2 separate regions of the Homo sapiens genome follow, and region 2 is linked to region 1. A link is an interaction called in ENCODE POLR2A ChIA-PET data of the cell type or tissue named here. Cell type or tissue: A673. All regions are shown on one strand. Links, peaks and the distances in the headings refer to the core of each region. The heading gives the core; the rest is flanking DNA. Region 1 holds the start of PCSK4 (proprotein convertase subtilisin/kexin type 4). Region 2 overlaps ATP8B3 (ATPase phospholipid transporting 8B3).

The links. ChIA-PET counts read pairs that join two places held together with the same protein. Peaks named below come from ENCODE experiments on the same cell type or tissue, not always from the same donor. Only the 100,000 strongest peaks of a DNase experiment are listed, where the experiment ranks them.
Region 2: POLR2A ChIA-PET joins it to region 1 with 18 read pairs; 2 of 35 experiments call an interaction of 5 or more read pairs at or near these places.

The regions. Positions count from the first base shown.
Region 1 is chr19:1,484,033-1,495,089 of GRCh38, forward strand. It overlaps PCSK4 (proprotein convertase subtilisin/kexin type 4), which reads right to left and starts at 6,318. Exons shown (of 15, transcript NM_017573.5): 1 at 6,126-6,318; 2 at 5,761-5,865; 3 at 4,156-4,248; 4 at 3,932-4,060; 5 at 3,753-3,829; 6 at 3,571-3,659; 7 at 3,109-3,281; 8 at 2,821-3,033; 9 at 1-95. The coding sequence starts at 6,314. It overlaps REEP6 (receptor accessory protein 6), which reads left to right and starts at 7,149. Exons shown (of 5, transcript NM_138393.4): 1 at 7,149-7,352. The coding sequence starts at 7,238. RefSeq lists silencers at 6,058-6,487, 6,708-7,247, 7,278-7,397. In A673, for the core only: no CTCF peak of the experiment used is centred there; DNase peaks (open chromatin) are centred at 6,399 and 6,789; H3K4me3 peaks cover 1,967 bases; H3K27ac peaks cover 1,170 bases.
Region 2 is chr19:1,782,332-1,798,323 of GRCh38, forward strand. ATP8B3 (ATPase phospholipid transporting 8B3) reads right to left here. Exons shown (of 29, transcript NM_138813.4): 15 at 14,643-14,674; 16 at 14,380-14,548; 17 at 13,746-13,934; 18 at 13,544-13,656; 19 at 9,670-9,804; 20 at 9,419-9,530; 21 at 8,426-8,501; 22 at 7,559-7,658; 23 at 7,030-7,396; 24 at 6,566-6,789; 25 at 4,772-4,855; 26 at 3,138-3,377; 27 at 2,828-2,966; 28 at 2,488-2,615; 1 more. The coding sequence ends at 697. Among named protein-coding and RNA genes, the nearest start is that of ATP8B3, 22 kb to the right of the region's middle. RefSeq lists enhancers at 6,574-6,623, 6,965-7,787, 13,279-14,091, 13,499-13,793, 14,092-14,903 and a silencer at 13,499-13,793. In A673, for the core only: CTCF peaks have their summits at 6,659 (motif pointing right) and 8,853 (motif pointing right); DNase peaks (open chromatin) are centred at 6,680 and 8,590; H3K27me3 peaks cover 440 bases.

The DNA.
Region 1 (11,057 bases), core at 3,043-11,042:
TCCAGCGCTAGGGCGATCATGCCGGCCGCCAGTGGGGCTGAGGCCGAGGTGCCCGTGTGCTGGTCTGTGCACCCGTGATGCAGGTCCGTGGTGACCTGAGGGCAGAGGGGGGTGGGACTCGGGGGGCCGTGCACAGTGAGAATACAGCCCTTCTTCAAAAAGTACCAAGGACTGGGCGGGCGCAGTGGCTCAGGCCTGTCATCCCAGCACTTTGGGAGGCTGAGGCGGGCGTGTTGTCTGAGGTCAGGAGTTCAAGACCAGCCTGGTCAACATAGTGAAACCCCAACTCTACAAAAATACAAAAATTAGCCAGGCATGGTGGCGGGCACCTGTAGTTCCAGCTACTCGGGAGGCTGACACAGGAGAATCACTTGAACCCGACAGGCAGAGGTTGCAGTGAGCGGAGATCACACCCACGCCACTGCACTCCAGCCTGGGCAACAGAGCCAGACTCTGGATTAAAAAAAAAAAAGTACTAACGACTGAATTCAAAAAGTACCAAGGGCTGGGTGCGGTGGCTCACACCTGTAATCCCAGCACTTTGGGAGGCCGAGGTGGGTGGATCACCGGAGGTCAGGAGTTCGAGACCAGCCTGGTCAACACCTTGTCTCTACTAAAAATACAAAAAAATTACCCGGGTATGGTGGCGGGGCACCTGTAATCCCAGCTACTTGGGAGGCTGAGGCAAGACAATCACTTGAACCTAGGAGGCAGAGGTTGCAGTGAGCCAAGATCACACCGTTGCACTCCAGCCTGGGCAACATGGCAAGACTCCATCTCAAAAAAATAAAAAAATAGTACCAAGAACTGAAGTCAAAAAGTACCAAGGACTGGCCACACAGTGGCTCACGCCTGTAGTCCCAACACTTTGGGAGGCTGAGGCGGGCAGATTGTTTGAGCTCAGGAGTTTGAGACCAGCTTGTGGCAACATGGTGAAACCCCGTCTCTACAGGAAAAATACAAGAATTAGCTGGGTGTGGTAGTGTGCACCTGTAATCCCAGCTACTCAGGAGGCTGAGGCAGGAGGATCGCTTGAGCCTGGGAGGTAGAGGTTGCAGTGAGCTAAGATTGCACCACTGCACTCCAACCTGGGTGACAGAGTGAGACTCTGTCTCAAAAAAATTTAAAAAAAAAGGTACCAAGGACTCCAAGGACTGAGTTCAAGAAGTAACAAGGACTATGCTCAAAAAGAACTAAGAGCCTGGCCAACATGGTGAAACCCCGTCTCTACTGAAAATACAAAAAAATTAGCCGGGCATGGTGGCGTGGCCTGCTATTCCCGGCACTTTGGGAGGCCGAGGCTGGTGGATCGCTTGACCTGAGGAGTTGGAGACCAGCCTGGCCAACATGGTGAAATGCCATCTCTACAAAATATACAAAAGAAATTAGCAGGACATGGTGGCATGCTTGTGGTCTCAGCTGCTCAAGAGGCTGAGGCACAAGAATCGCTTGAGCCCGGCAGGCGTAGGTTGCAGTGAGCTGAGATCATGCCACTTCACTCTGTTGCACCCAGCCTGGGTGACAGAGCGAGACTCCATCTCAAAAGAAAAAAGAAAGTGCTGGGCACTGTGGCTCACACCTGTAATCCCAGCACTTTGGGAGGCCGAGGTGGGCGGATCACGAGGTCAGGAGATCGAGATCATCCTGGCTAACATGGTGAAACCCTGTCTCTACTGAAAATACAAAAAATTAGCCGGGCATGGTGGCGGGCACCTGTAGTCCCAGCTACTCAGGAGGCTGAGGAAGGAGAATGGTGTGAACCCGGGAGGCGGAGCTTGCAGTGAGCTGAGATCGCGCCACTGCACTCCAGCCTGGACGACAGAGCCAGACTCCATCTTCAAAAACAAACAAATGAAAAGAAACCCTGGGCTGAAGTGATTCTCCCACTTTGGCCTCCCAAAGTGAGCTGTTGCGCCCGGCTGGATTTGTTTTTGTTTTGTTTTGTTTTGTTTTGTTTTGAGACAGGGTCTCGCTCTGTGGCCTAAACTGGAGTGCAGTGGTGCAATCTTGGCTCACTGCAACCTCCATCTCTGGGGTTCAAGCGATTCTCCTGCCTCAGCCTCCTGAGTAGCTGGGATTACAGGCGCCCGCCACCATGCCTGGCTAATTTTTTTTTGTATTTTTAGTAGAGATGGGGTTTTGCCATGTTGGCTAGGCTGGTCCTGAACTCTTGACCTCAGGTGATCCACCCACCTTGGTCTCCCAAAGTGCTGGGATTACAGGCGCGAGCCACTGTGCTTGGCCTGGATTTGGGTTATTGATTGATTGATTGATTGATTTTTGAGACGGAGTCTCACTCTGTCGCCCAGGCTGGAGTGCAGTGGCCCGATCTCGGCTCACTGCAAACCCTGCCTCCCGGGTTCATGCCATTCTCCTGCCTCAGCCTCCCGAGTAGCTGGGACTACAGGCGCCCACCACCACGCCCGGCTAATTTTTTGTATTTTTAGTAGAGACGGGGTTTCACTCTGTTAGCCAGGATGGTCTCGATCTCCCGACCTCGTGATCCACCCGCCTCGGCCTCCCAAAGTGCTGGGATTACAGGCGTCAGCCACCGTGCCTGGCCTTTTTTTTTTGTAGTTTTAGTAGAGACAGGGTTTCACCATGTTAGCCAGGATGGTCTTGATCTCCTGACCTTGTGATCTGCCTGCCTTAGCCTCCCAAAGTGCTGGGATTACAGGTGTGAGCCACCGTGCTCGGCCTGGATTTGCATTTTCAAAGCAGCTTTGGGAGGGTGCTAAGTCACAGTGGTGGGGACAGGAGGAGGCCAGGCTGGGATGGCAGGGCCTGGGGAGGGGACCCTGTTGGGGCGGCTGCACTCACGATCTGGGGGTCGGTGGCCACGCCGCTGCTGTAGGTGGTGGTGAGGGTGGAGGCGCAGGCTTCGCTGTACCAGGGCACGCGGCCCTGCTGGGTGGTGCTGCCCACGGAAAGCGTGTGGATGCTGTTGGTGTAGCCGTCGCAGTTGCAGTTGTCGTAGTGCAGGCCGCCGTTGCCCGAGGCCCAGATGAAGAGCGTGCCCAGCCCGCCGCGGCCCTGGGAAACCAGGAGGGGCGGGGAGGGGGCGTCGGCCTGGCCTGCCACCCCTGCCCTCCTCGGGCTGCCACTCACCTTGGTCACACCACGCCGGAAGGCCTCGCGGGTGAGGATGCCGGGGCCGTCCACCGTGCGGCCGTCGTCCTCGGGACCCCAGCTGGCGCTGTAAATGTGGATGTGCTGCGGCTGCAGGCTCAGCGACTGGGCCTCGATGACATCGGTGATGGTACCGTCCAGCATCCGTACGCCTGCAGAGCCAGGGCGGGAGGGCCGCTGCCACCGGCCCTGCCCTTCCCCACACCCCAGCCCGCCCCGCGCCACTCCACACCACTCCCCAGCCCTACCTGGGCCCTCTCTCTGCTCCCTGGAGTGGGACCATTCGTATTGGCTCAGCACCCCCCAAGCCCTGGAGTCTGGGGCCCTAGCACCACCCAGCAGTGAGAGGGTGGGCTCCCGAGTCCTTGGGCCCAGCTCCCCGCCAGAGTCACCCCCTTCCCTCTCTGTCCCGGAATGGTGCCGCTGGGGGACCCCGGGTACCTCCGATTCGGGCGTTGAAAGCGACCCCCACACCACAGAAGCCATTGTTGGCCATCGCGGCCACCTCCCCAGCACAGCGGGTCCCGTGCCTGGTGCCAGGGCCAAGAGGGGCTCCTGTCACGGCCTCCATCCCCCTGCCGGGTACTGGGGCTTCCCCCGTGTGCTGTGGGAGCCCTGCTCACCGGTTCTCTTTGCTGGGGGTGTAGCGGGGCTGGGGGTCCGGGTCGTAGTCATTGAAGTCATAGCTGGCCAGGGGGTCCTGGGGGCAGGTGGGGATATGAGGGGGCCGGGAGGCGTCCCTAGGGTGGTGCCAGCCTCGGCACCTGGGGCAGCCCTCGCCCACAGCCACCCGCGGTCTCACGTAGTTGGCCCAGAGGTCCGGGTGGTCCTTCTCGATGCCATCGTCCAGCACAGAGACCACGATGCCCTGGCCTGACAGCCCCTGACTCCAGGCCTGCAGGATGCTCAGGTCTGGTTGGGCCTCGCTGTTCTGCAGGGGGAGGCGGGGTTGTGACCCTGTGAGGGCCTGGAGTTGAGGGCGCCAGCGGCCCCGTCCCCGTCTACCCACCCTGGCTGCCTGCTCACCATGTACCACTGCTTGGAGAACCAGGGGTCCGTGGGCACCACGACAGAGCGTTTCACCCGCCGCTGCAGCGTCTGCTGCTGGAACCACTGCACCTGCAGAGCAGAGGGTGCATCAGGCCTGTCCCCTGCTCGCCCCTGGGGCCCCTCGTGGTTCAGGGAGTGAGGCAGCCCCGTGCCCTGGGACCCTGTGTTTGTGGGGGTTGCTCTCCAGGGTCCCCATGTGCCTGGGGCTCTGTCTGCAGTCGGAAGGGGTCGAGGCTTTTGGACCACCTGTCCTTGGGCCCACAGACGCGTCGTTGCTGCCGCGGGTGACTGCAGGTCCCCGGGTCCCCACCCCACTCTCTCCCCCATCCCTGTTCTAGATCCTTCTATCTCTCTCCTGCATCACTTCCTTATTTTTTTTCTTTTTTTGAGACAGAGTCTTGTTCTGTCGCCCAGGCTGGGGTGCAGTGGCGCAATCTTGGCTCACTGCAACCTCTGCCTCCTGGGTTCAAGCGATTCTCCTACCTCAGCCTCCCAAGTAGCTGGGACTACAGGCGCACACCACCATGCCCGGCTAATTTTTGTACATTTAGTAGAGATGGGGTTTCGCCATGTTGATCAGGCTGGTCTCGAACTCCTGAGCTTAAGTGATCTGCCTGCCTTGGCCTCCCGAAGTGCCGGGATTACAGGCATGAACCACCACGCCAGGCCTGGCTTCTCTCTTGCAAACCACATCAGGAACTGGCCACTGCTCTCCCTCCCGGTGCTGTAAGCAGGCAGCTGTCCAGTCCTGTTCAAGGCACTTCCTGGCCTCCGAGGGCTTCCCAGGCTCCATCCCAACCCCTCAGCTTGACATCCCAGGCATTTTCTAGACAGGGCCCAGCCCGATGGGACCCAGGCCCCTTTCTGAGCGCCTGGACACTGCGTCCTGAGGGCCACTGGGTGACTGTAAGCCTCCTACTTTTTTTTTTTTTTTTTTTGAGACGGAGTCTCGCTCTGTCGCCCAGGCTGGAGTGCAATGGCGCGATCTCGGCTCACTGCAAGCTCCGCCTCCCGGGTTCACACCATTCTCCTGCCTAAGCCTCCTGAATAGCTGGGACTACAGGCGCCTGCCACCATGCCCGGCTAATTTTTTTGTATTTTCAGTAGAGACAGGGTTTCACCGTGTTCGCTAGGATCTCGTCTCGATTTCCTGACCTTGTGATCCGACCGCCTCCGCCTCCCAAAGTGCTGGGATTACAGGCGTGAGCCACCGCGCCGGGCCAAGCCTCCTACTCTTTGGAACCCATTACGGTGTCGTAAAATCCCCTTCCCTCCATCCCATGACCTAGACGGTGGGGAAGTCACGCCGTCTGTCCCTCCTTACCAGAGCCCCTGGGGCCCAGAGGAGGGAGGGGGAGGACAAGAGGTGCCCACTGTGTACCAGGCCCTGGCAGGCGCCATGATTTCCGTATCTGGGTCTTCCTGCCTCCTCTTGCTGTATAGACTTGGGGCCCGGGCGGGTCTGAGCCACAGAAAGCACACAGCTGTTCATAACAACCACGAGAACCACAGAAGATGGCTGGTGGCCCCAGGAGGCAGCTGAGACCCCGGGCAGGGGGTTGGCCTCCAGGCCAGGCTCACCTTGGGGTTTTTCTTCAGGTGCAGGCGGTGGCCCCAGTGCGGGGTCAGGGACTGCTGGACCACGCCCCGGTGCCGCAGGTGAAAGTACTGCCCGTCAGGGAAGATCTGGGGATGTGGGGAAGCGGCCGCACCGATGGGACCCGGCTCCCCTGCTGAAGCCCCCGAGGGCCGGTAACAGCCCCCTTCTTTGTCCTTCCCCAGCAGGTGCTCTCTGGGAGTCCCAGAAGCTGAGCTTGGCTGAGGCAGGGGTGGGCTGGGACTCTTGATATTTAGAAGACCTTGTGGGCTCCCTCCCCCTTGTCGGGGTCTAGGGTTGTTCAGTCCCCTCCAAGCCCCCACTTCCCGTCTATCCCGGTCCCACCCACCGGCCCCAGGTTGACGAAGCCGAATTTGCGTGCCAGGCGCTCGACCTCCCGGTTACCCTGGGACACCTGGACGGCCCAGCTGCTGACATAGATGGGGGCTCGGACCGGGGCCCACCCCACAGCCCGGGGGCGGACAAGGGCCAGGGCCAAGACCAGGCGCAGCCACAGCGCAATCGGGGCGGGCCGCATGGAGGCGGGGCGGGAGCGGGGCCTGCGCAAATCCCCTCCCTCCCGCCAAACCGCCGAGTGGGCCCAGGCGTCCGACCCGCCCCCGGCGCCATAGCAACGCAGAAGGCTTCGACTCCCAGGGGGCCTTGCGGCTACTCAGCCAGGAGGGGCGCGAAGATCTAACAGAAGCGGGAGAGGGACGCACGCCTGCCCGTCTTCCGCAGACCCACACCCTCGGGAGCCTCAGTTTTCCCATTTGTACAACGACAAGACTAACCCAGAGAAGCGGGTTCACTGTTGCGATAACGCGTCCTACCCTTTGTTTGACCTCTCCCACTTTCCAACACACCCCTCCTTCGAGAATCAGCCCGGCCTCCTGTCCGGCCTAATCAGAATCATTCTTTTGCGTAATCCCGCCTCCTCCGATAAGCCTCGCCCCGTTCCCGCCCCTACCATTCCGCCCTGCCTCCTTTGTGATCAGCCCCGCCCTCCACTGGTCTCGCCAATGAATCGCGTCCCGTTTCTCCAATCGGCTCGGATGTTTCTTTAGCCCCTCCCCCCGGTTCCGCCCCCCCACGCCTCTCCTCGCCCTGGCTCCACCCTTCAGCCAATAATCCCATCCTCTGACACCGCCCTTCCAATCAGCTACGTCTCGCTCCGGCCCGGCCAATCGGTGCCCTGGGCCGCCGCGCCCCGCCCTCTCCCGGCGGGGTCTGGGCAGCGGCGGCCGTGGCGGAGGGCTATGCGGCGGGGGAGACGGGGCAGGCCCCTCCTCCTTTGTCCGCCCTGCCCTCCCATTGGTCCTAGCGGGGGGCCGGGGGCGGACACCGGCGCGGGGCCGGAGCATCGCGGCTCAGGCTGCGGGAAAGCGGTGCGCGTGCAGCGGGGTGGGTGCCCTGGTCCGCGGGCGAGCTCGAGCAGCCAACCCCGGGCGCGTCGGGGCCATGGACGGCCTGAGGCAGCGCGTGGAGCACTTCCTGGAGCAAAGGAACCTGGTCACCGAAGTGCTGGGGGCGCTGGAGGCCAAGACCGGGGTGGAGAAGCGGTATCTGGCTGCAGGTGAGCCGTCGGCGCTAGCCCGTTTCGCCGACGGGCACACCGAGGCCATGGGCCTGGGGGTCGCAGACCGGACTCCTTCCCCGGCTACGGGGTCCGGTCCGGCCGGTGGAGCGCGCGAGGTGACTGGGACCTCGAGGTCCGCCCGCAGCCCTTCCCTTGCCCGCGCCCTGCGACCCTGCTCCCGGGCCACCCCTCTCTAGCTTCCGCCCCTGGCCGCCCCCCGACGCCTCCTTCCGGGCGCTGGGTGCCTGCCATGCCGAAGTCCGGTTCTTCCAGTTGCCCAGTGGCCCCAGAGGGGTCGGGATGCCAGTGTCCTGCGCGTTTCGCCGTCCCCCTTCCCCCGTGGACCCCGGCCTGGCTGCAACAGTAGAGATCTTCCCGTTTTTCTGAGGGGAGGCTCCTGGCGGGAAGGGGAACGGACCGTCCTGGGGGCCTGCCCAGGACCCTTCTCCTTTCCTCCTCCTCTCCTGCCCTAGCTCACCTTCCCCCAGCTCAATGGCTTAGTGCCACCGAGCGTAAATGTTTGTTAAGACGGAGTTGGGTTGTCTGACGGCTGTGATGTGGGGAGGCTGGACTGGGGCCCACAGAGCCGGAGATCCAGGCACCCCGATTGTGACTCCATTACAGTTCTTCCGTGACTTTCACCCTTGGTGACGCTGCGCGCCCCTTCCCCTTTCCAAATCTCTAGCAAGAGCATGTAGTAAACGCTCCTTAAATGCCTCCCTCCCCACCTTTAAAACTTTTTTTTGAGACCGAGTCTTGCTCTGCTGCCCAGGCTGGAGTGCAGTGGTGTGATCTTGGCTCACTGCAACCTCCACCTCCTGGGTTCAAGCGATTCTCCTGCCTCAGTCTACCAAGTAGCTGGGATTACAGGTACCCACCACCATGCCCGGCTAACTTTTGTATTTTTAGCCGTTCAACATGGTGAAACGGGGTTTCACCATGTTGGCCAGGCTGGTCTTGAACTCCTGGCCTCAGGTGATCTGCCCACCTCGGCCTCCCAAACTGCTGGGATTACAGGCATGAGCCACCTTGCCTGGCCTAAAACTTTTTAAAATTAACTTTTTTAAGAGACAGGGTCTCACTATGTTACCCAGACTAGTCTTAAACTTCTGGGCTCAAGCGATCCTCCTGCCTCAGCCTCCCAAAGCTCTGGGATTACAGGTGGAAGCCACTGCACCCAGCCTTTCTTCCGTTTGTGTGGTGCTCCCAGCCCCACTGGCTCTGCCTTCTCTTCCAGGAAGCTCCGCAGAATGACTCACAAGGACTTGCTCTGGGCCTGGGGTATTCTGGGTAGAGGACAGTGCCACTTTTTTGAGCACCTTCTGCAGGTGGATCCCAGGAGTCCAGTTCCCCCCCAATTTTCCCACCATCTGGGGGTTCCCATGCCAGGCAGCGCCAGAACAGTCTGAAGTCTGTGCCCACACCCTGGAGGTCCCCAGGTGCCTGGTCCCATGTGCAGCGCAGCAGGTGGCATGGGCATGGCCCGGCTGTGCCTGCCCCCGGGAGCAGGTCCCTGACCTCTGCCCTCCCTTTCCACATCCCTGGGGCTAGTGGGCAGGAATTTAGGTCGTAGAGCGCCCAGGAGGCAGGCAGCAGGGAGGGGCTGCCTGGGGCACCGTGTCACCAGAGACGAAACTGAGGCACAGGGAGGCAGGGGCTGCCTCTGTGCCTGTTCTGTCTGAAGCATACAGTCCTCCACCCTGCCCACCCCCAGTCCCATCTGCTGCTAATCTTGGGGGCTGGGCCTCCCTCCACAGTTCTGATGTCCAAGGTCATCCTCCCGTCGCTGAAGCTGCAGGAAAAGGGATTTAGGGGAGGGACGCCCTGGGAGAGTCATTCCTCCCCACGAGCCAGGCCCGGGGAGAGATGGCAGTCCCTCATCCCCATCTCCCACCTCCTTTAAATTGACAAATCCCACACCCCTGGGTAACATACGAAGAAACTCAGAGGGGACAGTGACTGGGAGGCCACTCCTGGGACCAGCTGGGGGACTCCTCCTACCCCTGACCTTGGGTGCTTTTGGATAAAGACTAAAGCAGGTGGGAGGGGCTGGGGGGACTTGGGCCTCTGCCCTTTGGTCCAGAAGTGGCCTCTATCTCACTCTGCAGATAGCAGCCCCAGGGGAGGAGGAAGAAGGCTGTCCAAGCTCTCTGGAGCACATAGGTTCCCTGTGTGACCTTGGGCAACACCCACCCACCCCCAGTTTTGGCTGTTGAATAATTCAGGAAAAGCACAAAACCTGGCACACAATAGGCGCTTAATAAATGCAGCTGTCGTAGTCATTCTTTTCAGAGCCAGGTTCAGGATTGGGGCTGAGCTGGACACACACACACACACACACACACGTTTTTCTCTGAACACCCTCCTTGCTGGGACTGTGTTATAGTTGCCTGAAGGCACTTAATAAATGTGCAGAAAGGCTGATGGCGGTGGCTCACGCCTGTAATCCCAGCAGTTTGGGAGGCCAAGGCGGGCGGATCACCTGAGGTCAGGAGTTTGAGACCAGCCTGGCCAACATGGTGAAACCCCGTCTCTACTAAAAATACAAAAATCAGCTGGGCATGGTGGTACGCTCAGCTACTCAGGAGGTTGAGGCAGGAGAATCACTTGAGCCTGGGAGGCGAGCTTGTAGTGACCTGAGATTGCGCCACTGCACTCCAGCCTGGGTGACAGAGCAAGACTCCATCTCGAAAATAAATAGAAATAAACGTGCAGAAAGGCGTTCTCTCTGTTAACTTGTAACCATAGGAGGCAGGGGCCATTACTACTCCCACTTACCAAGGGGGAAACTGAGGCTCCATGCAGCCACAGCCTCACTCAGTGCCGGCTGGTGAGTGCACACCCGACCAAAGGGCTCTCCTCCACCCAGGGGATCGAGATGCTGGGGTTTGCTGCCTCCAAGACAGGAGGTTCTCAAAGGGGGTAGCCCTGCCCCCCACCCCGCCCCAGGGGACACTGGGTGATGTCTGGAGATACCTGTAGTCGTCATGACTTGGGGGCTGATGGCATGGAGTGGGCAGAGGCCAGGGACACTGCTCAGCACCCTGCAGTGTCCAGGACAGCCACTTCCCCCTCTCCACCGAAAACAACCAAGAATGACCCGGCCCTGAACATCAGCAGTGCCAAGGCAGAGAAACCCTGCGCTAAGATAACAGATGAAACAGTTGCCTTTCTCAGCTCTAGAATCAAGTCTTCATGACAGCCTGGCCTCCCTTGCAGGTTTCTGCCATCCCTTATATTGAAACACTGGCCTGTTTTCCCAGTGCCTCCCAAAGGGCCTGGAATGAGATGGCTATCGTTGCAGATTACACTTTTTTTTTTTTGAGACGGAGCCTCACCCAGGCTGGAGTGCAACGGCGCGATCTTGGCTCACTGCAAGCTCCGCCTCCTGGGTTTACGCCATTCTCCTGCCTCAGCCTCCCCAGCAGCTGGGACTACAGGCACACACCGCCATGCCTGGCTAATCTTTTGTATTTTTAGTAGAGATGGGGTTTCACCGTGTTAGCCAGGATGGTCTCCATCTCCTGACCTCGTGATCCACCTGCCTCGGCCTCCCAAAGTGCTGGGGTTACAGGTGTGAGCCACCGCGCCCGGCTGCAAACACTTCACTGGGCAGCTATTCCGCACCCACCCCCACTGCCCAGCGTCGAGCTCCTGCCTGCCCTTGGGGAGCTCTCAACCCCGGTGGGGGACATGGACACG
Region 2 (15,992 bases), core at 4,191-12,190, 300 kb after region 1:
CTGCTCCTCTGGGGGCAAGGATAGCTGCTCCTCCCCGGGCACCAGCAGCCACTCCATGGATGATGATGACTGCTTCTCCGCGGGCCACAGCTCCACCTCCATAGGCTGCTCGCTCGTGGACGTGGACGATTCTTCCAGACTTGGTGGCAGAGTCTCCACCTGAGATTTGTGGGTCTTGTCTGGAAGTGGCACCGTCCCCTCCTTGGGGGTGTGAGGCTCCTTTTGCCAGCTCTTCCGGAACGGTGTGGAGGGCTTCAAAAATGCTGACTTCTCCTCCGAGGAGTCTGGCTGGCTCTCCAACGTCAGCTGGCCTGAAAGAAATGACTGGCTCCCCAGAGGCTGTGGCTGGCTCTCAAATGACGACAGCTGGCTTTCTCTGTGCAACAGTGATTTCTCCTGAAAAGAATGTGACCTCTCCTTGGTCAACAGCAACTTCTCAGGAGAAGGTGGCCTCTGCTTGGGTGACAATGACCTCTCCTGTGCCCTTGGCAATTGCTCTTGGAAAGACTCAGATAGCCTGTTGCTGCTGGTGAGCACATATTTGGGGAGGGCAGGTTGGTTTTCTGGATGAAGAGCGGATTGTCTATCCATAGAAAATGATGAGCTAGGTGTAGGGGGGAGCTGTACTTCCTGGGAGGACACCTGCCCCTGTGGCTGGTGCTTCTTCTTCCCCAGGAAGGACATCTTCCTGAGGTGTCACTGTGACTCTTTTGGGCTCGAAGCTGCCTCTTCATCAGATGGGTCTAGGGATTCAGATGCTATGTCACTGCTGACCCCTGGTCCCCTCCGCAGAATTGTGCCCTGAGTGATGAGGTTTGCATATCCCTCACGGTGGGAGAAAGCATAGCTGGAACGGCGGGCACGAGACTCCCGGTGTACATGAGGCAAGGGCTCCATGGTGAAAATCTCCTCGCTGGGGCCCTCCTCCACCTTCTCCTCCTGAAGAGCAAAGGGGAGAGCAGGGGAAGCAGACTCCTATGCTTGGCTGATGGCTCTCAGGTCCCCCAAGTAGGAGAGGCAGGATTCAAAGCCCTTGGCCACTATTGATTGGCTACGTTCTTCCCTACCCAAGTTGAGCCAATTAGAGTCCTCGACTCTCAGTGTTGAGTTCTAAGGAGGACTCTAGTCCTTTGCTTTTCAAGACCCACTAATTGGCCTTGCCCTGGAAACTAACCCTGGATCAGCCAATCAGAGTTATTCCCTGGGACTTAACTCGGGACCACCCAATCAGAGTCCTTCCCTGGGACTTAACCCTGGCTCAGCCAATCAGAGTCCTTCCCCGACTCTGGACCAGCCACCAGGTGCCTTGGCTGCCCTTTGGTGGCAAATCCAGGAGAGGTGAGCCTGGGACAGCCAGGTGCCCAGCCTGTGCAGTAAAGGTGGCAGGAGCTGGGCAGGGAGAACAGAGGTGGCAGGGCAGGTACACCATTCCAGTCAATTCTGGGGCCCATCTCAGCTGCAACTTGCTTTTCCATGCATGCTTTGGTTACGTGGGCTAGTAAGTCCCCTCCCTTTTTTTTGAGGTGGGGTCTTGCTCTGTTGCCCAGATAGGAGTGCAGTGGCAAAAATCATAGCTCACTGCAGCCTCAACCTCCCAGGCTCAAGCAAGCCACCTGCTTCAGCCTCTCAAAGTGCTGGGATTACAGGTGTGAACCGCTGCGCCTGGCCTTGAGCACATGTCCTCAAGGTGCATCCACGCTGTGGCCTGTGTCAGAGCCTCACTCCTTCTCACGGCTCAGGCGTGTTTCATTGCACAGATGGAGCGTGCCGTGTTGACCCACTCATCTGTCAACAGACTCTTATTTCTAAGTTCCTCCTTTTGCCTAAACCATTTCAAGGTTGTTTCCGTCATCTCAACCCCCAAGCTCTAGATCATTCACGGTAGAATCTGATGGTGTCAGCCAGGCACAGTGTGGCTCATGCCTGAAATCCCAACATGTTATGAGGCCAAGGCAGGAGGATTGCGTGAGCCCAGGAGTTTGAACCAGCCTGGGCACCATAATGAGTCTCCATCTCTAGAAAATAACTACAAAATTAGCTGGGCGTGGTGGTACATGCCCGTGGTCTCAGCTACTTGGAAAGCTGAGGTGGGAGGATCCTTTGAGCCCGGAAGGTCGAGGCTGCAGTGAGCCGAGATTGTGCCACTGCACTCCAGCCTGGGTGACAGCACAAGACCCTTCTCAAAAAGTAAAAATAAATAAATAAATAAAACCTTAAGAGCCCGATGGCATCAGCACTGGAATCCAGGGCGGCGTTTGGGTGCTCTCTGCTGCTTTGTCGGGGGAGTGAGGTCTCCCTTCTTGGGAAATCGGGCCCCGGGGGCACTGGGCGTGTGTCCGGGGCTCCGCACCCACCCTTCCCCCAAGCCTAGTGTCTTGGAGGGCCGAGAGGGGCCGGGACACCTTGCAGTCCCTACGCCCTGCACGGCTCCCCAACCAGGGTCCTGGAATGTACCAGATGAGGACCCCAGGCCCAGGCCCACCTCACCTTGGCACGTAGCTCCTTGAGGGCTGGGAAGATGACTCGGAGGGCCAGGACAGGGAAGGTGTTTATGGACACACTCAGCAGGACCACCAGCAGGATGGAGGGAGAGGACATCACGCTGAGGTCGGCATCTGGGGACAGGGCGGGGTCACAGCAGAGCCTACCCCCAGCTCCAAGGATGCCCCCAGGCTAGGGAGCGCCTTGGTGCCTTTGTGCCTGGTCCATAAAGGAGCGCCTTCCCCAGGACACTTTGCCGGACGACTGTCATGAGCAACCTGCAACCTCTTCCATCGGGGCTCCCCTGCACCACGACCGCCCGTCCCACTTCCCCATGGGGGCTCACACAGAAACGGGAAGGTCGTGGGGGATACTCTGAAGAGCCAGAAGCTCTGGGTGGTGGTAGTCATGATGGCGTAGAAACCAAGGCTGAGGAGGATGGTCGCCACGCACAGGGCGGTCCAGTACTTGATGATAAGAATGACCTGGACAGGCAGCGGTGGGGTAAATCCGGGGCCTAGCGGGGCTTGCACCAGGACACCAGCCCCTGGGGTCCAGGAAGGGCACCTGGCAATGCCCCCAAAGCAGGGGTCCCCAGGGGAGGAGGCCTCCATAGGCCATGTCCAAGGCCCCGGGGAGGTGAGGACCTTGCCCACCTCCATGGTGATGGACAGCAGGCAAGACAGGGCCACCACGACCGCAAAGGACTGGTGGTCGCTGAAGCTGGCGGGTCCCGCCGTGTCGCGGCTGATCCACAGTGTCATGAAGAAGTTGACCAGAGAGGTGGTCACACCATGGGCGATGGCTTGGACGAAGACCCAGTAGTTGAAGAGCTCGTCCTTCTGCCCCACCACGTACAGCTCCGGCTTCTCCAGGCTCTGCTCTGCGCTCACGTCCTTGGGGCAAGCAGAAGCTCTTGGGATTGGGTGGGGGGCGGGGGACACCCAACAGAGATCAGGATCTCCTCGGGCAGGCCAGTAGGGTGGCCACTCTCTGTGTGTGGCTCTTTGAGTTTAAGTGAGTTAAAATAAAGTAAGGCCAGGCACGGTGGCACACGCCTGTAATCTCAGCACTTTAGGAGGTCAAGGTGGGAGGATCGCTTAAGGCCAGGAGTTTGAGACCAGCCTGGACAACATAGTGAAACCCCCCATCTCCAAAAAAACCTTTTAAAGGAGCTGGGTGTGGTGGTGCGCACCTGTAATCCCATCTACTTGGGCGGCTGAGGCAGGAGGATCATTTGAGCCCAGGAGTGGAGGCTGCAGTGAGCTGTGATCGCACCACTGCACTCCAGCCTGGGTGAGAGAATGGGACCTCGTCTACAGAATAAAATAAAATGAAATGGAAAGAGCTCTGGAGGTTGGTCACTTGGCCACACGAACGCACTAGGTGATGCTGGGCTGTGCGCATGAGTCTGGCTGAGACGGGGCAGTTTACGTGATTTGTATTCCACCACAGTTAAAGATACCAGCAAGGCCAGGTGCGGTGGCTCACGCCTGTAATCCCAGCACTTGGGGAGGCCGAGGTGGGAGGATCACCTGAGGTCAGGAGTTCAAGACCAGCCTGGCCAACATGGCGAAATCCTGTCTCTACTAAAAATAAAAAAATTAGCCGGGCATGGTGGTGCACGCCTGTAATCCCAGCTACTCAGGAGGCTGAGGCAGGAGAATCGCTTGAACCCGGGAGGCAGAGGTTGCAGTGAGCTGAGATTGTGCCACTGCACTCCAGCCTGGGCGACAGAGCGAGACCCTGTCTCAAAAAAAAAAAAAAAAAGATTCTAGCAAACATGAAATGAGATGTAAAATCCAGTCCCTGGGTCACACCAGCCGCAACACAAGCGTTCCTCATGGGCACGTATGGCTGCTGGCTTCTGTGTTGGATTGCATAGCTGTGGGACACTTCCATCATCTGGAACGTTCCATGTGACCCACCCTCCCAACCCCAGATCACGTAGCCAGGGCCTCTTGGAGCTGGGGGATGATAAACCTAGCAGAGTCATCTGCTCTGATCCTCTCTCCCCATTGCATGGATGGGTAGACAGAGGCACGGGGGCTCCAGCACAGGGTGGGGGCTCCCACACACAGGAGGAGCTGGATGGCCCCGGGATGAGCGTAGGCTCCGGTGGGAGAAGGTCAATGGCAGTGGGCAGGGAGAGGTACTGGACTGCACCCCCTGAGCCCCACCCCATGGCCTGAAGGTCTCCCAGGCTCCCTCTCCCCGCCCCAAGGAGCGGAGGAGAGGAGGAGAGGCTAAGCAGAGACCTGGAAGGAAGACCCGGCCTTGCCCTGCTCACCTGCTCAAAGAGCCCAATGTAGAGAACTGGCAGGGTGCTGTACAGGAGGTTGAAAAGAGCCAGGAACCATCCTTCATACAGGGGCTGAGCCGGGGGAGAAGGGCAAGGAGAACAAGTCAGCCTCCAGGCACCCAAGGAGCCTGCCAAGCAGGCACCCAGGGAGGGTTCTGGGTGAGGTAACTCTGGTCGAGTTACACTCAAGGTTGGGGCTGGGACTGGGGTGGGGTGAAGTGCGGCCTGATAAAGGCGGCAAGATAAAGGGAGGGAGGAAAGCATGATCAAATTCCCTCATAATGGCACCTCTGAGTTTTTGTTTTAATTGGATGGCATCAAAAAAGGATACAGGCTGGGCACGGTGGCTCACGCCTATAATCTCAGCACTTTGGAAGGCCGAGGCGGGCAGATCACTTGAGGTCAGGAGTTTGATACTAGCCTGGCCAACACGGTGAAACCCCGTCTCTACTAAAAATATAAAAAGTAGCTGGGCGTGGTAGCAGGCGCCTGTAATCCCAGCTACTTGGGAGGCTGAGACAGGAGAATCGCTTGAACCCAGGAGACGGAGGTTGCAGTGAGCCGAGATCACACTATTGCACTCCAGCCTGGGCAACAAGTGTGAAACTCTGTCTAAAAAAAAAAAAAAAAAAAAAAAAAAAAAAAAACGCTGGGTGCGATTGCTCATGCCTGTAATCCCAGCACTTTGGGAGGCTGAGATGGGCAGATCACGAGGTCAGGAGTTCGAGACCAGCCTGGCCAACATGGCAAAACCCTGTCTCTACTAAAAATATAAAAATTAGCCAGGCATGGTGGCAGGTGTCTGTAATCTCAGCCACTAGAGGGGCTGAGGCAGGAGGATCACTTGAACCCGGGAGGCAGAGGTTGCAGTGAGCCAAGATCATGCCACTGCACGACAGCCTGGGCAACAGAGTGAGACTCTGTCTCAAAAGGTAATAATAATAAAAATAAAACAGAAACCAATATATACTTACTAAGGGGTTTCTGTAAAGCTCCCTCTCAAATGCCCAGGTATTAGTGATGGGAGCTCATTCCTTCTCCAAGGCACCTGCTTCCCAGCAGTTTCCCTACACGCAGGGAATAGCACTGCCCTGGGGCTCCTCTAGTCCTTGTCAGGATACCGCTCAGAGTCTGGACCAGAGCCCCAGCTCCCACAATCGGATCTTCTCTGGGGTTCAAGGTCTTGTTCACTCAACTCTCCCCAGAAGAGGAGGTCCATGTGCAGTGCCTGCCCTTGCTTGAAAGCTCTGAGTGTGCCGGGCACGGTGGCTCACGCTGTAATCCCAGCACTTTGGGAGGCCAAAGTGAGCAGGTCACCTGAGGTCAGGAGTTCGAGACCAGCCTGGCCAACATGGTGAAACCCTGTCTCTGCTAAAAATACAAAAATTAGCCAGGCGTGATGGTACACGCCTGTAATCCCAGCTACTTGGGAGGTGGAGGCAAGAGAATCACTTGAACCCGGGAGGCGGAGGCTGCAGTGAGCCGAGATCGTGCCATTGCACTCCAGCCTGGGTGACAGAGTGAGACTCTGTCTCAAAACAAAACAAAACGAAACAAATATCCTGGAAGGTGTTGGGCACAGAGCTAGACAGGGACCGTCACCTCCCTTCACCTGGACTCTAGGCCTCCACTAACGCAGCCTTGCCATGTGGCCTCAGGCAAGCCCTGTCCACCGAGGATCCCAGGGTTCTCAGTGCGTCCAGGGCTGCTCCTGGCAGCTATGGGAGGGGCAGGGCATCCCCAGAGGCCCTGGTCATGGGGCAGCCAGGGTGGGGGACGCACCTGGCCGGTGAAGCCGTTGTAGCAGGCAAACCAGACCTGCACCATCATGCTGGCCATGCTCTTGTAGAAGAAGTAGCGCAGGAACTTGCAGATCCGCACGTAGGACCAGCGGCCGTGCACCAGCAGGAGGCGCTGCAGGAAGCAGAACTGGCCGAGCACGAAGTCGCTGTTCTGAACTGCCTGCATGCCCTCCTGGCCCGCCAGCCCCACGCCCACGTCCGCGGCTGCAGGGCACAAGCAGCTGGTCAGCCCCCCGCACGCCCCCAGTCCCGCCCGCCCCCCCAGACCCCCGCACTGTTCTGCCCCCTATCAGCCCCCCCCATCTGCTTCAGGTCCCCCCAGTCCCACCGCCGCCTCCATCAGCGCCCCCCTCACCTGCCCCAGGTCCCCCCAGTCCCACCACCGCCTCCGTCAGCCGCCCCCCACTCGTCCCAGGCACCCCCAGCCCCGCCGCCGCCACCCACTCTTGATCATGTTGATGTCGTTGGCACCGTCCCCGATGGCCAGGGTCACCACCTGGTGGTACTTCTTGACCAGGGCCACGATCAGGGCCTTCTGCTTGGGCGTCACGCGGCAGCAGATGACCGCCTGGCACTTGGACGCCAGGTCCACGAAGGCGCGCTCCTGCAGCACCTCGGAGCTACGGCGGGCTCTGGAGTCCTGGGCTGGCGGTGCAGCCAGCGGGAGCCCGAACCTCCGGCACAGCAGGGACAGGCGCCTGGCGTAGAGGAAATCCCTCCTGGACTGGCCGAGCTCCTGCCACGCCTCGTCCATGTTCACGTTCTGCGCCAGGGCGCGCGGCTCCTTCCGCAGGGACACCAGCAGTTTGTCCTGGCCGGCGGGGAGGGGGCTGTGCCAGGCGCCGTGGCCTCCAGGCCAGACTGGACCCTACCCGGCCCTCGGCCTCGCCAGCAGTCCCCACCCCGAGCCCGCCGCCCCTCCAGGCCCCTCCCTGGCGCCGGGACCCCGCCGTCCACCCTGAGCGACACTGACCAGGAAGTCTCCGTTAATGACCAAGGCCAGCTTGACCTGCGACAGGGACTCCCTGGTTAGAAGGTTGTTACTGTTTTCCCAGTAGGTCTCCAGGATGCGGCTGCGGGGCGCAGGGGTCAGCGGGGCAGGGGAGGGGGCGGGCTTCTCCCCACTTCCCCGGGGGCTCCACTGCCCCTCCCACCCCTTCCACTGCCCACTCCCCCACCCCTGCCCCTTCTCCTCCCCACTTCCCTCTTCCCCTCCCCTTTCCTCCTCCTCCCGCCGCTGCCCCTCCCCTTCCCCTCCACTGCCCACTCCCCCACCCCTGCCCCTCCCCCTTCCCTCTCTCCTCCCCTCTGCCTCCTCTCTCCTCCCCTCCCCCTCCACCGCCCACTCCCCTCCGCTGCTCCCCCCTCCCCTCCCTCTCCCCTCCCCCTCCCTCCACTGCCCCTCCCCTCCTCCCCACTGCCCCCATCCTTCCCCTCCACTGCCCACTCCCTCACCCCTGCACCTCCCCCTCCCCTCCCTTCCCTCTCCCCTCCCCTCTCCCCTCCCCTCCCTTCCCTCTCCCCTACCCTCTCCCTCCACTGCCCACTTCGCCACCCCTGCCCCTCCCCCTGCCCTCACCTTCCCTCCCTCTTCCCCCTCCCTCCTCTGCTCCTCCCCCTCCTCTGCCTCTCCCCTTCTCCCTCCACTGCCCCTCCCCCTTCCCTCCAAGCTCCCTCCACTCCCCATTACCACACTCCTTCCTCCTACCCTTCCCTCCCCTCTCAATCCCCCCCTTCCCACTGTGCCTTGGGCTCCCCGTCCAGTGAGACACGCACCTGGGTGCTCCTTGTCCTCACCTCCCCACTCCCCTTGCTCACCCCCCAACTCCCCACTTCTTACCTAATCTCCTTCTCCTCCAGAATGAGCATATTCTCTGACAGCAGCTCGCAGGCGAAGCCGATGTTCACAGCCGTTTCTGCGAAGCAGACCAGCTCAGCGCCTCTGCGACCCGCCCCGCACTGGCTGCCTGGGGGCCACGCCCACTCTGCCCGGTGAATCCTGGCCCGACCAATGGCAGCCACATGCCCCACCCCCTGGCCATGGTGATTGGTTCAGAGAAGGGCTTGTAACCCAGGCTCACCAATGAGAGCCAGCCCTGAGATTTTGGCTGTAGTTCTGGCCGGGACTGGGCTGCCCAGAGATGTGTCTGAGGCCAGGATCAGCAGGCACATGTGCCTAGGATCCACAGTGCCTTCAGGAACCCACAAAATGTCTCAATATCTTTTTAAATCAGAAGGGAAATAATTGAATATGTTTCCCTGGGCTGGCTCCTGGCCGACAGAGGGCACCCTGAAAATCACTTTTTTTTTTTTTGACAAGGGCTCACTCTGTCACCCAGGCTGGAGGGCAGTGGCGCAATCACGGCTCACTGCAGCCTCAACCTCCTGGGCATAAGCGAGCCTCCTGCCTCGTTTCTCTGGAGTAGCTGAGACCACAAGCATGTGCCACTGCGCTCCTCTGAGAGTTGCAGCATTTTTTTTTTTTTTTTGAGACAGAGTCTCGCTCTGTCGCCCAGGCTGGAGTGCAATGGTGCGATCTTGGCTCACTGCAACCTCTGCCTCCCAGGTTCAAGCGATTCTCCTGCCTCAGCCTCCTGAGTAGCTGGGATTACAGATGCGCACCACCACACCTGGCCAGGCCCATTTTTGTATTTTTAGCAGAGACGGGGTTTGACCATGTTGGCCCTGCTGGTCTCGAACTTCTGACCTCAAGTGATCCGCCCGCCTCGGCCTCCCAAAGTGCTGGGATGACAGGTGTGAGCCTTCAAACTTCAGGGAAGTTTGAAGACCCATGCTGCAGGGGCTTAGCCACCCGGAGCTGCCCGGGACTCACCCTGCTTGTCCCCGGTGAGCACCCATATTTTGATGTTGCTCTTCTTGAGACATTTGATGGTTTCAGGGACACCGTCCTGGAGTCTGTCCTCGATGGCTGTGGCTCCCAGCAGCTGGTGGGGGAGGAGGGCAGGGCGGGGAAGATGCTGAGCAGCCGTCCAGCTCCCTGGCGGGGGCAGGAGAGTCCCAGGGCCCCCTTGGGTGCCCCCGCTGCCCACCCACCCTGAGGTCCTGCTCCATCTCGTTGTACACCTGTTGCAGGGCCTGTGCCCGGTTCTGCAGCAGGAGGCTGGCCTCCTGGTGGCGCTGCTGCCAGTCCTCGTAAATGTCCTCAGCCACCTCCCTGTAGGCCAGGCACAGTGTCCGCAGGGTCTCCTGGGCAAAGGCCTGGGGGCCGGGCAGGTGGAAGCTGTCACCATGCTGAAGCCGACATCCGAGGCTCAGCCCTCCCCAACCCCCTGCCGGGCTCCGGAGCCTGGGTCCCCCAACCAAAAGCCTGTTGCCTCCCCAGCCAACAGCAGCCAGAAGGGATTCAGAAAACTGGTCTGAGGCCGGGTACGGTGGCTCACGCCTGCAATCCCAGCACTTTGGGAGGCTGAGGCAGGCGGATCATTTGAGGCCAGGAGTTTGAGACCAGGTTGGCCAACATGGTGAAACCCTGTCTCTACCCAAAATACAAAGATTAGCCAGGCATGGTGGTGGGTGCCTGTAGTCCCAGCTACTTGAGAGGCTGAGGCAGGAGAATTGCTTGAACTTGGGAGGCGGAGGTTGCAGCGAGCTGAGATCACACCACTGCACTCCAGCCTGGGCGACAAAGTGAGACTCCATCTCAAAAAAAAAAAAAAAAATAGAAAAAACAATAGAAAGAAAGCGGGGAAGAGGGCTGGGCGTGGTGGCTCACACCTGTAATCCCAGCACTTTGGGAGGCCGAGGCAGGCGGATCACTTGAGGCCAGGAGTTTGAGACCAGCTTAACCAATACGGTGAAACCGCGTCTCCACTCGAAACACATAAAAAATTAGCCAGGTGTGGTGGCGCATGCCTGGAATCCCAGCTACTCAGGAGGCTGAGGTGGGAGGATCCCTCGAACCTGGGAGGCCGAGGTTGCAGTGAGCTGAGATCGCCCTATCGCACTCCAGCCTGAGTATCAGAGCAAGATTCTGTTTCAAAAAAAAAAAAAAAGAAAAGAAAACTGAGCTGCCCCTGCTCCCCACCTACTCTGTCTCAGACACCTGCTCCCACCCCCAGACCCTCAGCTCTCTTTTGCCTCCAGACCTTCTTGGAGGACTGTTTCCCTGCCAGGAACACCTTCCCTATGCTTTGCACAGCAAATTCTTTTTTTTTTTTTTTCTCGGGGGTGGGGGATAGGGTCTCACTTTGTCACCCAGGCTGGAGTGCAGTGGCCCAATCATAGCTCACTGCAGCCTCGAACTCCTGGGCTCAAGTGATTCTCCTGTCTCTACCTTCCAAATAGCTGGGATCATAGGCACATGCCATCACACCCGGCTAATTTCTTTGTATATATATATATTTTTTAAATAGAGGTGGTTTCACCATGTTGCCTGGGCTGGTCTCGAACTCCAGAGCTCAAGCAAGCTGCACACCTGAGCCTCAAAACGCTGAGATTACAGGCAGAAGCCACCACACCTGGCCTGCATGGCGAATTCTGACTATCACTCAAGACCTTCTATGCAGTCCACCCACCCGGTGCCTTCCCCAGCTGGGGCTCCCCCAGTCCCAGGCCCCTCCCTCTGACCCCTCAACTTTGGCTCTCTGAGCCCCTTCCTTGGGCCCCTCATTTCTCAAGGGCCAGACCCAGGGTTGGGGCCTCTAGGGGCTGGGAGGAAACTGGGCAGGCCCAGAGAGCAGGCACCCCAAGGGTGGTCGGGGGGTCCCCAAGGAAGGTGCCCTTACGGCTTCTTACCCCCCGACCCTGCCCCCAGCTTTGTGCTCCAAGGGGTGGCCTTAGGTCTCAAATTTGTTTATTTATTTATTTTTATTTATTTATTTTTTGAGATGGAGTCTCACTCTGTTGCCCAGGCTGGAGTGTAGTGGCGCGATCTTGGCTCACTGCAAGCTCTGCCTCCCGGGTTCAAGCGATTCTCCTGCCTCAGCCTCCCGAGTAGCTGAGACTACAGGCCTGCACCACCACATCTGGCTGATTTTGTAGTTTTAGTAGAGACAGGGTTTCACCAGGTTGGTCAGGCTGGCCTCGAACTCCTGACCTCAAATGATCTGCCCGCCTCCCAAAGCACTGGGATTACAGGCGTGAGCCATCGCGCCAGCCTGTTTATTAAGAGACAGGGGTCTCGCCCTGTCGCCCAGGCTGGAGTGCAGTGGTGCGATCACAGCTTGCTGTAGCCTCCACCTCCTGCACTCAAGCGATCCTCCTGCCTCAGGCTCCCAAAGTGCTGGGACCACAGGCACGCGCCACCATGTCTGATTTCCCTTTTGTTGTTGATGGGGCACGGGTCCAAGAGCTTGGGCTTGACACAGCAGAGGAGCTTCACGGACATTGGCAGCCTCCGACAGGCCTTGACCCTTCTTCCGGCCTCAATTTACCCATCCATTCCCTGGGGTGGCTGAGCTAAGCTGACCTGCTGAGCTCCTGGGCTCTAGGTCATTATTGTGACCGCACTTCCAGTTCAGAGTGCCCCCACATCCTGGCAGAGCAGGGGACACAGGACATCTTCCCACACACACCCCGCTGCCCTGTGCTCCATGCTGCTGGGGCCCCAGCAGAACCTGTGAGGAGCCCCCAGGCTGGACGCAGAATCCTCTGGCCCTGTAGGGTCAGGGCTGGACCAGGGGGAGGCAGCCTGGGGTGATGACAGCCCCATGTTGGCAGGGGGTGGGGCAGGAAAGGCCCCATGTGTGGGGAGCTTGTGGCTGAGTCATGAGGACACCGAAAGCTTCTGAATGACAAAGGTGCAGGGAAGACCCTCCCAGCACAGGAAACAGCATGTGCAAAGGTGCCAAGGCAGCACCTGAGAGTGGGGAAGTCACAAGCCAGAAACTGGGTCCTAGGGAGTCCCTTGGTGAGGCCAAAGAGAGACCAGGCTGGAGAGGTCAGCAGGGGACAGAAAAAGCCTCAAATCCTGGGCCGAGGAGTTCGGGCTTCCCCCACAGAGTGGGAAGCTTTGGAGCAGACGGAGCTGAGTGTGTCCTGGCAGCTGGGCCAGCTCAACCGCACGGTCGTCTTGTGCAAATGAGAAAAATACACCCTTGGCCGGGCGCGGTGGCCTACGCCTGTAATCCCAGCACTTTGAGAGGGCGAGGCGGGTGGATCACCTGAGGTCACGAGTTGGAGACCAGCCTGGCAACATGGTGAAACCCCATCTCTACTAAAAATACAAAATTGGCCGGGCGTGGTGGCGGGCGCCTGTAGTCTCAGCTACTCAGGAGGCTGAGGCAGGAGGATAGCTTAAGCCTGGGAGGCAGAGGTTGCAGTGACTCAAGATTGCACCATTGCACTCCAGCCTGGGCAACAGTGCAAGACTCCCTCTCAAAAAAGAAAAGGCAGGCTGGGCGCGATGGCTCATGTCTGTAATCCCAGCACTTTGGGAGGCCAAGGGGGCAGATCACCTGAGGTCAGGAGTTCAAGACCAGCCTGGCCCACATGGCGAAAACCCATCTCTACTAAAAATATTAAAATTAGCTGGGTGCACTGGCGTGTGCCTGTAATTCCAGCTCCTCGGGAGGCTGAGGCAGGAGAATCACTTGAACCCGGGAGGCGGAGGTTGCAGCGAGCCAAGACTGTGCCACTGCACTCCAGCCTGGGCGACAGAGCAAGACTCTGTCTCAAAGAAAAGAAAAGAAAGACAAGACAAGAAAAAGAAAAAGACGCTCTCTCTCTGGGGGCTACACTTGGGAGTTCAGCTGCCTCCCAGCCGGTGTGTGTGTGTTTTGTGTGTTGCCGGGGGAGGGTGTTTTGTACAGTGCACAACATACCTCACTGTACATAGCCATCCCAGGTACCTGCAGCCTTCCATTTCTCCGTACAGTCTCCTCCCCTGCCTCCTCCTCCTCCTGTCCCTACACACACACACACACACACACACACACACACACACACACACACACACACACACACACACACATAAGCCAGCCTTCCTGAAGGGACTCACAGCCAAGGCCTCCTCTGTGGCAAATTCCATTGCCCCCCTCCTGTGCAAGCGTTCGAAGATGACCGTGTCGGCGCCCTTGGTGTACAGGCAGATGGCGCCCTCTGGCTTTCGAACTGTGGGGGAACAGGCCCTGCTGCCCACAGAGGCTCCCCGTCTGCCCGCCCCACCTTGGGGGGCCCAGGGCTTGGGTGGCGGGGCTCACCCAGCACCGACATCCGTTTGCGCGTGCTGTTGAAGTCCATTATGGCCAGGACCTGGTAGACCCGTTCCTCCCCCAGCTCCATGATCGTGACGGTGTCCTGGGTGCGGGACAGGAACACGTAGCCGAAGTTCCGGGCTGCGGTGACCAGCGCCCCCTCGTCGGGGGAGGCCGCCTGGTACAACAGCTGGTCTGGTAGGGAGGGGGGCCATTTTGGGGTCACGTGGTGGAGCCCGTCTCCATCTCCACAGTGCAGGGAGGAGATGGGTATCGCCTGGGCTACACCTTTATTGATGGTGGCCGGGGACCCCCGCCTGTACAACCCAATGCATGGAGGTGAGCACTTGAGACTAGACGACCTTCCCGCTCAACAACAGATCCTCGGGCTCCGACCGCAGGCCTGGACATCCTTTAGCCCTGACGATGACACGTCCGCCCTCCCGCCACGATGCTTGTCAGCACTGTCTGGGCTCCAGGCCCGGACGCCCTCGAGGTGCGGCTGGTGTCACACCGGCCTCAGCGCCCCCCAAGCCAGCTGAAAGCCCTGGAAGATGGGCCGGGTGAGCTGCGGGGCTGGGGACACTGCCGTGCCCCGGGGGCTGAGCGGCCTCAGAGATGGGGAGGTGGGTGGGCGCACCTGGGCGCTCACGGGGGCTCTCCCGCACCATCACCGTGTGGCAGATGGCCAGCAGGCGCCAGAACTCCCGCACGGCCTCGTCCCCGTTGGTCCGCACGAGGTGCAGCAGGGCCGCATTGTGGAAGAGCAGCTTCCCGTCGGCGAACTTGTTCCAGAGGTAGGGGTTCTCCTGGGGGTGGCGGGGGCACGGGCCGGCTGTGGGTGGGCCGCTCCCCGTGCCCCGTCCCCCTCACCGTCCCGCGCTGCAAGCCAGGCAGGCTCACCTTAGGTCGGGTCGTGGCCTCTGAATCCGGCCCTGGGGAAAGACACAGCTTCCTGCTTCAGCTCCCACAGGCCCCCCATTCGGGATCCCATAGCCCCTGACCCCTAGTTTCAGGCTTCCGGGGGCCACTGGTGCAGCCACACAAGCCAGGCCTGTGGCCCTGGAACCGACACCCCGAGCAATCTTGGGGCGAAAGCTGACCTCAGTTTCCACCACCTGCAGAAAGCGGGGAAGAGGGGAGCACACCCATCCTGTCTCCCAGGGACCCCAAAAGGACAGCCTGGAGCCGGATGCGGCCCCGTCCCGTCTCCCAGGGACCCCAAAAGGACAGCCTGGAGCGGGATGCGGGCTAGGGACCCCAAAAGGACAGCCTGGAGCGGGATGTGGCCCCTTCCTGTCTCCCAGGGACCCCAAAAGGACAGCCTGGAGCGGGATGCAGCCCCATCCGTGGGACACACTTTGTTTCCTCCTCCTGGGGTTTTTGTTCTTTTTTATTTTTATTTATTTATTTATTTATTTATTTATTTATTTATTTATTTATTTTTGAGACAGAGTCCTGCTCTGTCGCCCAGACTGGAGTGCAGTGGCACAAGCTCAGCTCACTGCAACCTCAGCCTCCTGGGTTCAAGTGACTCTCCTGTCTCAGCCTCCCGAGTAGCTGGGATTACAAGCTCATGTCACCACGCCTGGCTCATTTTTGTATTTTTAGTAGAGATGGGGTTTCACCATGTTGGCCAGGCTGGTCTCAAACTCCTGACCTCCAGTGATCCGCCCGCCTCAGCCTCCCAAAGTGCTGGGATTACAGGCGTAGCCACCGCACCCAGCCACTTTTTATGCTTTATTGTTCTTAGAAATGGGGTCCTACTCTGTGGCCCAGGCTGCAGTGCAGTGGTGCGATCATAGCTCACTGCAGCCTCAACCTCCCGGGCTCAAGACATCTTCCCTCTTCAGCCTTCCAAGTTGCTGGGGCAACAGGTGCATGCCACCCCTTTGTGGTGTCTTTTGTGTGTGTGTGTGATGGAGTCTCTCTCTATCACCCAGGCTGCTGGAGTGCAGTGGCGTGACCTTGGCTCACTGCAACCTCCACCTCCGGGTTCAAGCAGTTCTCCTGCCTCAGCCTCCTGAGTAGCTGGGACTACAGGTGCCTGCCACCATGCCTGGCTAATTTTTGTATTTTTAGTAGAGACGGGGTTTTGTCATGTTGGCCAGGCTGCTCTCGAACTCCTGACCTCAGGTGATCCACCCGCCTCAACCTCGGGCCCATTTTTCTATAGCTGAACTTGAACCATTTCTTGGGGACTTCTCACTACACTAAATTATGACCCAGTCCAAACCACGTGCCCTGGTTATA